2 separate regions of the Homo sapiens genome follow, and region 1 is linked to region 2. The links are chromatin contacts, found by Hi-C in ENCODE. All regions are on one chromosome and are shown on one strand. Each heading gives the region's core, a stretch centred on a gene start or an enhancer-like site at or near the end of the contact. The rest is flanking DNA. Distances are from core to core; before and after follow the strand shown.

Region 1 (6,255 bases), core at 2,962-5,461, 1.4 Mb after region 2:
CTTTTTTATATAGATGCGGATAGCTTCAAAAAAAATGCTGGGCTGTTAACAATTTCTATCTGTGGCTACATTCTATCTAACTTAAATAAAAGTGCCAGCAAACAGAAGTAGCAATGACCATGACATACTTCCTGACCTGTACAATCTCATAAAATTCTGTTGTTTACTGGAAGCTTCTTACTCAGGGGCAGACTGGGGGGCAGGGGCTAGGGGAAGAAAGGGAAGAAGGAAGAACAATACCTCTCCAAGCAAACCCAGACCATTAAAATTCCACCACGGGGTCGGACGCAGTGGCTTACGTCTGTAATCCCAGCACTTTGGGAGGCCAAGGCGGGCAGATCACCTGAGGTTGGGAGTTCAAGACCAGCCTGACTAACATGAAGAAACCTCATCTCTACTAAAAATACAAAATTAGCTGGGCGTGGTGGGGCATGCCTGTAATCCCAGCTACTCAGGAGGCTGATGCAGGAGAATCGCTTGAACCCAGGAGGCGAAGGTTGCAGTGAGCTGAGATTGCGCCATTGTACTCCAGCCTGGGCAAAAAGAGTGAAACTCTGTCTCAAAAAAAAAAAAAAAAAAATCCACCACGTGGGACCAACATCAGGAAATATTTCAATAGAATAAGTAATCTTGGGCTAAGAAACCTTGACACAGAGCCCCTGAAATCAAGGTCTCTGGAAAATTCAGACAGGAAAAGTTCTGTATGTGGCATGACTTTTTTTCTTTTTTTCTTTCTTTTTTTTTGGCACAGGCCTGGAAAATTGAAATCAAATGCTGCACAGTCAAGCAACTTCTAAGCAATTTCAAATAAGTACAGTCATAATTCATCTCTAGTCAAACAATGTGAGATTTTAGTAAGAGCAACAGGAAAAGTTCTACAGGGAAAGAACACTTCTAACTTCCATTGTTCTGCAAATACTCCTCCACAAGTAATTTTCTTCCCTTAGTTACTGAGTGGGTGTCTGATGATCATGATCGGAACATGAGAAAAGGTAAATCATATTTTTTATTCCTGTAAAGGATAAGTGTGATTATTTAATTCTTACATAATTCTGGCTACATGATATGCAAGTATGTTAATTTGAGTGATGTAGCAGAATCTGTGTTCCTTACAGCCTCCCACCCAGGTAACTGGAAAATACCCGGGTGATGAGATAATACTCTTTGGGGCCCCAGCCCTGTTTTTGGCTTTGAGACTGGCCTGCAGAATGTACTATGCAAATTGTTTAACCTCTTTCTCTTTCACAAGGGCATCTGCAAAATGGGATGGCAGCGGTGTTTCTGAAACTATTTAGACAAGACTCAGTGTTGCTATGAGGGTACATAAACTTCTCCTAAAGTTCCAATTCGTCCTGGAAAGTATTGTTATACACGATAATAACAACCACCTCCATCAGACCTGAGCGTCTCGCAGGGGTGTCCAAGGGAGAGAATACAGTCATGGGTTCTTCATTTCTATTTTTGGTTGAGCCAGTAAAGCCCCTTCCTCATCCCTCTTTTCCACTTATCACTAGAGATGGAAACTGAAAACGATGGCTTTAGGCTGCTAAAAGTCTAAAAACACAACAGCAACAACAACAACAAAATAAGGCAGGTTGGACAAGCTTGATACAGTTAAGATTGTGAACCCAACTTGATTCAGTTTATTAAGATTTCTTCCACCCTGAAACATTCTGGAACTCTATACTAAGATCACAAACACCAGTGTTTTGAGTGAACAATAAGACTTAGAAAAATGGCATAGAATGGGATTTTTTTTCTATTTTAAATATTTCCATCTGAAATAATTATAGACTCATAAAAAGTTACAAAAATAGTACAGAGAGGTCACATCTATCCTTCTCCCAGCTTCCCCCAATTGTAACATCTTATATAACTGTAGTACACTGTCAATGCCAGGAAATGAACATTGGCACCATAGTATTCACTAGATTTGCACTTCACTGGGATTAGAGCAGGTTCAAACAATTTGGACACTCCTGGAGGTAATTTGAATCATTTGCATAAAATTTATTCTCAGAAGTAACATGGTATAGGGAATTTACACTTATCAGATCTTTGTATTGTGGGCAAGTTGTTTAATGGCACCAAGCCTCGGTTTGTTCATCTGTGAAATGGAAACAATGATACCTACCAAATAAGTTGTTATGAGGAAATAGCTCCAGTTCAGTGAGTGCCATATATTAGGAACTTTGATGCCATATATTAGGCTTAGATGCAGGAATCAGAAGAAGGAGGGAATCCAGCAGTCCCTATTTCTTTCTGCCTTCCTGACTACCTGCCACCCTGTGCAGGTGCGTGATTTGCGCAAATTGCAGCATTGGTCCTAAGGGTGACTATAAAACCCATATGGGCTTCTGTACGTCCTAGTTTTTCTCATGTCTCACAGTCATTTGTCTTTTATAAGCCAACTGGGCAAGTGCCATCCTTCATTCTTTTTTTGGTACGGTGCCTGCCATGTCTAAATGCTCAATTAATGAAATTACAGTAATAACCCTCCTTCTGGCCTGGTGTTCTGGAAGCAGTGTGGGGTGGATGATGGGTCTGGAGTGGATTTTCCTAGGTCCCCAGTGGAAGTCGGAAGGTCACCGCAGTGCTAGTTGGAAGAGAAGGTGGAGAGGGACAAGTGGAGGTGAAGGTTGTGTGGAAGGCATACCGACAGGAGTGGGTTGAGAGAAAGAAAAGTTGAGGTTGGAATGGAGGGGGTCCCTAGGCTCAAGGAAAGTCTAGAGGTTTGGTTTTGTTTTGTGTGTGGTTTTTTTGGTGGTTTTATTTTTTGATTTTTTTTTTTTTTTTTTTTTGAGACGGGGTCTCAGTCTGTCATCCAGGCTGGAGTGCAGTGGCACGATCTTGGCTCACTGCAACCTCCCCACTCCCAGGTTCAAGCGATCCTCCCACCTCAGCCTCCTGAGTAGTTGGGACCACAGGCATGGGCCACTATGCCTGGTTAATTTTTTTGTATTTTTGGTAGAGACAGGGTTTCACCATGTTGGCCCAGCTGGTCTCTTAACTCCTGAACTCAGGCCATCCACCTACCTCAGCCTCCCAAAGTGTTGGGATTATAGGCATGAACCATCACACCCAGCCAAGTCTGGAGGTTTTTGTGAAGAGTTTCAATTTTGGGGTCAGACTGACTGTTTTATTAGAATTTTGGCTCTGCCACTGACCAGGTATGCACTTTTGGACAAATTCCTTAACCCTCTTTAGCCTCTTTTCTCATCTGTGAATGGGGGGGATAATGCTAACTACCTCTTAGATCATGTATTGTGAAGATGGACAAAGAGTCTCTGCTTGACCGAACTACAGTCAGGCTCCGGAACCTTCTTCTAGGCTCAGTTGTGCCCTTCCTTGTAAAATCTGCTTTCAGGAAGAACCCTGCTAAGTCAGTTTACCAAGAACCCTCCACCCTGGATATCTGATCAGCTTCCCCATCCGCCCTGTCCTGCCCAGCCCTGCCAGGGGATGTCTGACTTTCAAGAATCCCCCTTCCCCCTGATGTTTCCTCTTATAATTTTTCATTCCCTGCATCCCACCCTGGTCCTCGGTTATAAATCCCCACTTGTTCCTGCTGTATTCAGAGTTGAACCCAACCTTTCTCCCCGACTGCAGAATCCCATGGTAGGGCTTATACCTATTGCGATGGTTCCAAAGAGGGTCTTCTTTGCTGTGCTTTCACACGTGTCATGGAATAGTCTTTTTTCTTTAATAGGACAGAAAGTTTTAAAGCACCTAGGGCCTCAAAAGATGTGGATTTCCTCCCCACCCTAACCCCTAGAACCATCCAAGTACCATTCCTCCTGAAGCTGTCCACCCGCCAACACGTAGGTACTGCAGGCCTACTGCAGTCTATACTGGCTTGGGGAGTGTTTTTGCGGATCTTTAACACTGGGTGTGAAATCTACGTTGGGGGACACAACTACATTAGGATGGCACCTGGTGGGGGGGTCACACCCAGATACAATGTCTCCTGCGGCCCCTTGGGTGACCTGGTGTGATGAAAAGGGCTCCGCCCTGAAAGGCAGGTCTGGCTCTTCTGCGGGGCTGCGGGGATGGGGCGCGCCGGGGCAGTGTCGCCGGGGGTCGGGCTGGGGGCGCGACGCAGCGGCGCCGGGCGGGGGCGCCCTCGGCGCCGCAGCCGCCAGGTGGCACCACGGGCCCGGGGCCTGGGCGCGGGCAGCGGCGGCGGCGGCGGGCGAGGCAGGAAGGGGTTAAGGAGCTGGCGGAGCAGCAGCAGCCGCCGCCGCCGCCGCCGCCGCGGCTCTTCGGGGAAACCCGGCGCGGGGCGCGGGAGGGAGCGGCCGGGGCGGCGGGGCCGGGCCAATCGGGCGGCGGGCCCGGCGCGCGGAGCCAGCGACATGGAGGGGGGCGCGGCGCCCGGCCGCCCGTGACGCGCCGCCGCCCGGCCCGCTCTCGGCGAGCCCGAGCCGCCGCCGGCCCCGCGGCGGAGATGAGCAGGTCCGCGACGCTGCTGCTGTGCCTGCTGGGCTGCCACGTCTGGAAGGCGGTGACCAAGACGCTGCGGGAGCCCGGCGCCGGAGCCCAAGGTCAGTGGGCGGCGGCGGGGCCGGGGGCTTTGTGTCGCGCCGGGCCTGGCGCGGAGGCGGCGGCGGCGGCGGCGGCGGCGGGAGGGTCCCGGGCCGCGTGGTGGCGACGCAGCCCGAGCCGCATCGGGAGCCTCCGGGCCTGCAGCACCCGCAACGCGCTCCCGAGGGGGCGGCGCGGGCCGGCGACGCGGGGTGACCCGGGCGGAGGCTTCGGGGGCCGGGGATCGGGGGCTGGGTCGGGCGGGGGCGCGGGCAGCTCCAGCTGCTGTCGCCGCTGCGGCGGGGGCTCGTCTGGATGCGCCCGGGGGTCCCCTTTATGCCGCGCCTCGGACACGCGGCTCTGTCTCCCATGTCGCCGCGGACAGAGGGGCCGCCCAGGGCGCGCCGCCCGATCGCGCTCCCGGCTCCCCACGCCGGGCTCGGGTCTGGGAAGTCCCAGCTCCTGGGCTGCGCTGGGGCCTTTTGTTGTGGCGGGAGGGGGTGGCTGACGCCCCGGGGTGCCCCCTGTGTCCCGGGGCCCCGAGGTCCGCTGCCGCCACTAGCCACTAGCCTGCCGCAGTTTGGGAAAGTTTGGGGGGTTCTCTCCCCCTGCCTATCTGACGTCTCTTCCAGACCATAAGGGATTTGCTCAGCGGCCCATGAGTCTTCTCTGTAAGGGAAGAAAGAATTGAACTGGGAGGCCCTCATCGCTCACCAAAAAAAAAAAAAAAAAAAAGAAAAATCCTTTCCAGATCAGTTTGTCGCCAGCTCGTGCCTTTTGTCTCGTCTTTGGCCTCCACAAATCTGCTTTCCAGCCCTGGGAGTAACGTGGTCGCCTCTGAGAATGGCCACGAGCCTGTCTTTTGTTTTTAAAATCAGCGTTTTTTGAGGGGAGTCCCCCACACCCACCCTGAGGCTTGCTTGGCACATTTTTGTGGGGACAGCGTCGAGGACTCCTCTGTTGCTGGCGTTTTCAAAAGGGCCACTGAGGCCCGCAGATGAGCCTCTGCATTCACCCAGGGCACCGCTGCCTGGACTCTTGCCGGGGGCTCAGGTCTCTGCGAGGGAGCTCCCTGCAGCCCTGCAGAACCCCGGGATTCCGAGCCCGAGGCCTGTCCCCTCAGAAGGGTGTGTGTCCTGCAAAGTTGGCCCTGCAGGCCAAAGAAACGAGGAGTGCTGCATCCGAGGGTCTCCTTGCTGGAACCCCCTTTCCTCGGCTAACATGCTCAGGGTGCCTGGGAGCAGAGACGCCCGGGCTTCCACCACGATGTTGCTACGGGGAGGAAAGGCTCTGCCAACACTCTGTTGGGTTGAGTTTGTTGCCTACATGTTGAGTTGAAGGTTTTCATATTCTGGCACTTGCAGTATCATTTCCTGGTATATCTTAAATGCATTGCTGCTTCTATGGCCATGGTAGAATATGACCGTTATGAATTGTGTATAATTTTAGTAATGCATATCATGGAAGAGCGGACAGCTACAAAATACAAAAAGACCTATATGTCTCTTCGTGTAGGAAACGAATGTTTAGGACATTAGATCATCAGTGTTGCATTGCAGCTTCTTTTATTAATACCCTACTGCTTTTTTGAATCAGCTATTTTAGAGAATGATATTTGCACTTCAGCGAGGCCGTTAATTTTAAAGAGCAAGTTGAATTTTTCCTTTTGCACTTGAAATACCAATATATGGAAATATTAAATTCATGCACTTCTGAATTAGAGAAAGGAAG
Region 2 (6,076 bases), core at 3,250-5,749:
ACCAAGGGTATGGCCCAAGCCATTCATGAGGGATCTACCCCCACGATCTAAACACCTCCCACCAGGCCGATCTCCAACACTGGCTTTTATAACTCAACATGAGATTTGAGCAGGGACAAATATCCAAACTCTATTATGTATTTACGCTCAGGAGTACAAAGTTTCCATAAGCACCACCATTGCCTATTCCTTAACACAATATGTTAAGTTATAAATAAACAATATGGTTTGCCACTTAACAAGAAGTAGAAAGTTCAGTAGCACATCCTTATCTCCAATGCTGCCAGACATGTAACTAAGTGAGGTAGTTATTAGCTTCCTTTTCATAAGAAAATTCAATGCTTTTATAAAGTTTTTCAGTGCCTCTAGAAAAGCGGAAGCCTTTACAAAGGAGATTTGCTTTATGTTAATTATGCAAAATCAAGGGTTATTAACAAAAGACCATGTGAATGAGAGAAGCTGAGGAATGTAACTTCATCTTACTCTAATACTCAAATGGCAGATAATTATTTCTGGACAGAGTATGGAGCCACAGAAATAAAATACTCTAACCTTGAAAATTCAGCTACTCAGGAGGCTGAGGCTGGACAATCACTTGAACCTAGGAGGCGGAGGTTTCAGTGAGCCAACATCGCGCCACTTCACTCCAGTGTGGGTTACAGAATGAGACTCCATCTCAAAAAAACAAACAACAACAACAACAATTCCTGCTCCCTTTTTGTATTATGGATAGACATATCAACTTTATGGGTGACAATTACATTGGAAAGGACAGTGAATGCGATAAGTAACACCATCAAATCCAAAAGGTCTTGATAAGCTACAACAATGGGCCAATTGTAACAGACGAAATGTGACAGATATAAGATCTTCCTCTTTTATCAAAAAATGAATTGCAAAAGTACAGAATACAGGGAAAGTTTAACAATAACATGAAATGACATAGTACTTTTCTGAAAGAAAGATTAACATGATGTCACTGTCAAAAAAATGATGCTTAGAGCATGGACTGCATCATTAGAGTAACGGTATCATTTCCACTCAGAAGGGCATGCTTTTCTAGGAGGCATATTGGAATATCTGGGAAGTGTGTACCTGAAATTGAGGAAAGCATAGTCAATATTATTATGTAATTTTAAAATTAAAAATACAGAAAAAAAGAGACAAAATGAAGCTTTACAAAATCTTCCAGGCTGGGCATCTAGGAAATAAGCAGTGATTTTTTAGTGGGTTAGGGATGGTCAGGCTTGGGAGCATGACATTTTCGTGTATAGCCAAGGGAAGTAGTTATTGAGTAATTCAGTTTTTGAGTAATTCAGCTGGAAGAAGGAGAAAAGAGTCAACTGTACTCTCATTCGTAAGACCCACCGTATATCCTCTGGTTCTGCTTTACATTTAATTCACTTGTTTCCAAATGTTTATTGAGCATCAGCTATGTGATACGTACTCAGCGCACTGAGGATAAAGCAGAGAACAAGACAGCCATACAAGACTATCAGCTGATGTCTCCCAGCTTCACAAAGCACACTTCCCAGCTCCATCTTGCTTGATTTCCTGAGCCAGTCCTGAGGCAAAAACCTTAATATTCTTATCTGGTGAAACATACATTGAGCCAACTTCCCAGATCTAGTGGCCAAGGGATAAGTTTCCTGATTCCAAATTGTGTCACCATGAAGTTTCACTGCTAGCAATCAGGACCCTGGACAGGCTAACCATCATCCTAGCAAATTAATCAAACCTGAGAAGGGGGTGTGGGAACCCTGATTTATAGCTGGTCAGTCAGAAGTGTAGGTGACAGTCAACCTAAAGTCTTGTGGAAATGAACCCTTAACTTGTGGGATTTGACTATAAGTTGAGGTAGACAGTGTCAGAATTAAGTTAAACTGTAAGACACCGAGCTGGTGTCTGCTGGAGAACTGTTTCATGTGTGGGGGATTCTCTGGTGTCAGAAGTGTTGAGCCAGTGGAGAGTAGCAAAAACAGTTTGGTTTTTCCTATCTCAAACAGGAGTGAAAACAAATTCCTATGAAACAGAAGTGAATGGAGGCATGCAGCTCAAAATAACTTCAAGAGAGACATGCAGGAGGGCTGGGACTCTCTGTTCCAGGTGTAACCTGGATGTGGGGCTGGCTGGTGCAGTGTGAGGGGCTAAAACCAAAGTCAGGGAGTTGCCCTAACTGGCACTCACAATCCACCATTTCCCTCCACCTGCAAAGGTAGCCGGGTGATGACCTGCAGGCATAATACTGGGTTCTTGCCTCTGAAGAAATTCGACTATCAGTCTAGGGATCTAGGAGGAAAACAATACAAACAAACAAGAGACCACTCCAGCTATCTAGAAAAACCAGTTCAGATCTTCACACTTGAACTCAAAAGAACAACCAAGAATCAATCACCAGAGAGGGGAAGAATCTTTCTTTTCTAGGGAAAAGACTAGATAAATACACGTAAGAATGGACCCTTGAAGAAACATAATTGAGTGAACAGAAGAGAGGTTTAAAAACTATTATCCTCGGTGATACCTGAGAAGAGAGTACATTCATGAAACAAATGCAGGGTGTTATTATAGGCCGGCAGTCCAATAGGACTGGTGTCCTTAGAAGAAGAGACACCAAGGGTGTGACTGCATAGAGAAAATGCCCTGGAGGGACACCAAGAGAAGACAGTCGTCCACGAGGCAGGGGAGAGGCCACAGGATAAATCAAATCTGCTGGCACCTTGATCTAGAACTTCCAGGATTGTGAGAAATTTCTGTTGTTTAAGCCATCCAGGCTGTGGTATATTGTTACGACAGCCCTAGCCGACTAACACAGGTACTGTATGTCTTCAGCCTACCTAGGCAAGATTCACTATTAGAAATTGATAGAATAAGAAAAATTCTGATTGCTTCAAAACAGGACTTTTGCTTTAAAAGAGTTAATGATTCAAGAAATAAATGTATTAGGAGATTACCTACTAATACGTATTGATGAAATTATGAAGTTAGAAAATCATCAGTGGATGCTAAAACTTGTGGGTAAAAATTAGATGAGGAATGGGGTGTAATCAAGTAGCACCTCCCCCCAGCATTATTTTTAATCATAAAGAAAAAAATAGTAACTTTATGGTGAAGAAACCTGGCAGACACTACCTTATTTAAGTGAACATCACCTATACTGGGAGAAACCGATGCCATCTGTACCTTGATATCATGCACTGGAAAAGACACATCGCTTTAGTGGTGTTTCTCCAAAAATTCATAACCTGAAAGGGAACATCAAACTTACTTTGAAGGATATTCCACACAATACCTGGTCTGTATTCTTAAATAATGTCTAGTTCAATAAACATAAAAGCCAAGGACGGTTCCAGATCAAAGAAGACTAATGGAGGAATAACTCTTTCATCTGGAATGTTTTTTAAGCAAGAAATACCTGCTTTCGAATTTAAGAGTGCAGATCCTTTTTTTATCCAATTGGTTCGGAGATATAATTACATTATTTTACCACATCTCCTTAAGGCTTTGATCCCTGCTACAATCTACAATATATAAATGCATATGTGTGGCATCCGTCTTATCATCAATTTAGGTGACCAGTAGAAGAAAAGTGCCTGGTGCCAATTTTTATTCCATAGTATAAAATAGTCTCTCAGGACAGGGTTTTTGGTGAGAGAAGCACAGGATGTTGCTGGGTGACTGAGACTGGGTCAGGAAATAGGGAGGCAGAGGGCAACAGTTTCTCTAGAATTTAAAATTTGGTTGCTTTTGGAAGAGAAAGCAAGAGATTCCTGGAAGCCAGAACGTCATGTTTCACAAATGTAAAAGTCCTAGTTGGGAAAGACACATCGCTTTAGTGGTGTTTTCAAATGACTTTTAAAATAGTAGGGTTTTACTTGTAGGTTCTAGCTACAAGTAAAAAGGCTAAAAGCCAGCCTTAGAAACCTGTCAAAAAAGATTTCCAGCAGGGCGCTGGGGAAACGCAGACCGCGCCGGAATCCCCGCCTGGAGAAGCTCTTAATAGGGCGGGAAACTGCGTGCCCCACAAGGTCCCTCAGAGGCACATTGTGGAGACGGGCTCAGGGTAGCAACTTCTGGCGAGTGGAGCGGCTATTACACAAGCGAAACATTCGGAAGCAATTTACTTCCAGCTTTCGCAACACCCACCCTGAGCCACCACCCTCCCTTACACAGTCACGCCACAAACTTCCCCACTTCCGCCCACAGCCCTCTGGGCTTCGACCCATCAACTGAGCTTGCGCCAAGTCTACTGCGCACGCGCCAACTTCGGCCCAATCAGCGTCCCAAACCGTGGGGTGGACGCCACCGGGATAAACTATCCTCAGCGTGGGGCGGGGTCTCGAAGCCGAATAACGAACGTGATTAGCCAGCCTCTTCCACAGACTTTTAAGGGCGGAGCCTGGCCCTGGAGACACGTCTGGAGAGCTGTTCTCCTAATATGGGTAGGGTCGGGCGTGGAGCTGGCAGCGGCGCTGTGTGCGCCTGCGCGGGGCGCCGAGACAGGGCGTGTTCGCTGTTCAGTGCCGGTGTTGCAGGGAGTGAGGGCAGCTGGAGTGCGTTCTGCCGAAGCTTGTGGTTGCACGCCCATCGTCTTAGGGGCTACCTTCCGTGGTGAGTGTGTGCGGTGTTGCACTTGGGGTTGCTTCTCGCTGCGTGGCCGCAGCGGGGCTGAACCCTTCCCACTCCATCCCCTCCCCGCACCCGGACCAGCCCCTGGGACGCCCTCGGACGCCCACCCGCTCCAACCCTGGGGAAGCCTCAGAGTGGCAGCGAAGGCCTCTTGCCTTTCCGCCTCTGCGCTTGCTGTCATCGCCCACGTGCTTTGTTGTTGTTCGGTGCAGACCATGTCCAAGTCTCTGAAGAAGTTGGTGGAGGAGAGCCGGGAGAAGAACCAGCCCGAGGTGGACATGAGTGACCGGGGCATCTCCAACATGCTGGATGTCAACGGCCTCTGTGAGTTCTCGGGCAGGACTCTCCCGTGGATGAGCTGGAAGGCTTTCTAAGTTTGCCAATTCACTGCTGGTCCTGCTGTGAGCGATTGTACTGGTTTAGACCCCAGCCCCTGCTTGTAAACCTCACTTGTCAGGGGCTTCGCGCAGAGGGTTTGCAGTAGGATTTGTTCTGTTCCACCTGGAAAACGATCCTGAGAGTCCACGATGAGAATCACACAGACAGCTGTGCCTCATCGGTTGTCTCTGCTGTATGGCATTGAGGTGGATTTTCCACAGTTTGCTTAATAGTCACTTTAATTATAAATTGAAAATTAATTTTGAGTCCTTCTTCCTGTCTCCTAATACAGTCTTTGTCCATGAACAAATGACACAGAAAAGTTCCATGGTTAATAAGCATTCTTGTGCCTGGAGCGTTTTAAGCATTTCTTGAATCTTTACATTCTTCTGAGTATTTATTCTCCGAACTTGGTTCAGGCTTTTGTCACCTCCTCATGCTGTGGTGAAATCCTCCTAACTTGCCCTCTTGCCTTCAGTTTCACTGCCCAGTTTAATCACTGGGTCACTTTCAGTGTCATTTTCCTGTAACCCCTGTCTATGGTGTTACCCTCTCCCTTAAAACCAGGGATTGCAGATTCACATGCCTCCAAGTGAGGGCGGTCAGGGGCGGTTATGAACTAGGTGATAGGTGTCCCACTTGAAGGGGCCAGCTGCTGCACCTGCTACTCAGACACATGTCACCATAGGAATGTTGGCCCAATGTGCCAGATTATTTTCTTAAAGGAACCAAGATTCTATATTTTTATGTGAAATTTGCTAATTTTTAGATGTTGGCTACTAATTCTAATATTTGAAAAACCTGTGATAAGTGAGCTAAAGCAGTTCTTCAGGCTGACGTGGCTTTGGTTTAAACCCTCTCCGCACTTCTCCAGGTTGTCCATTATCGACGGTAATGCTCCAGGTTTCTTGGCGTGATGTACAAGGCCTTTCTGAATCTGAACACAACCTTACCCTTCCATGCAGCTGGCATTCCAGCCATTCTGAACCTGTTGCCCTTCCTGGACCAGAGCCTACTCGTTCAGATCTTGGTGCCTTTACAAATTCTGTTTTCCCTCTTTCTCAGTCGTTTG

What was found. A loop is a pair of places that touch in the nucleus more often than their neighbours do. Pooled maps may share reads with other maps.
Region 1: a pooled map shows a loop between it and region 2 (6-fold over the local background). The contact joins the promoter of FAM171A1 here to the promoter of RSU1 in region 2. A Hi-C loop is called at or near these places in 5 of 50 pooled maps.

The regions. Positions count from the first base shown.
Region 1 is chr10:15,369,245-15,375,499 of GRCh38, reverse strand. It overlaps FAM171A1 (family with sequence similarity 171 member A1), which reads left to right and starts at 4,211. Exons shown (of 8, transcript NM_001010924.2): 1 at 4,211-4,544. The coding sequence starts at 4,448. RefSeq lists silencers at 1,085-1,184, 4,165-4,214, 4,225-4,454.
Region 2 is chr10:16,815,847-16,821,922 of GRCh38, reverse strand. RSU1 (Ras suppressor protein 1) reads left to right here and starts at 4,499. Exons shown (of 9, transcript NM_012425.4): 1 at 4,499-4,608; 2 at 4,839-4,950. The coding sequence starts at 4,842. It overlaps LOC105376435 (a long non-coding RNA gene), which reads right to left and starts at 4,224. Exons shown (of 3, transcript XR_930708.3): 1 at 4,167-4,224; 2 at 3,181-3,242; 3 at 666-1,095. RefSeq lists enhancers at 3,881-3,930, 3,961-4,050, 4,081-4,190, 4,861-5,020.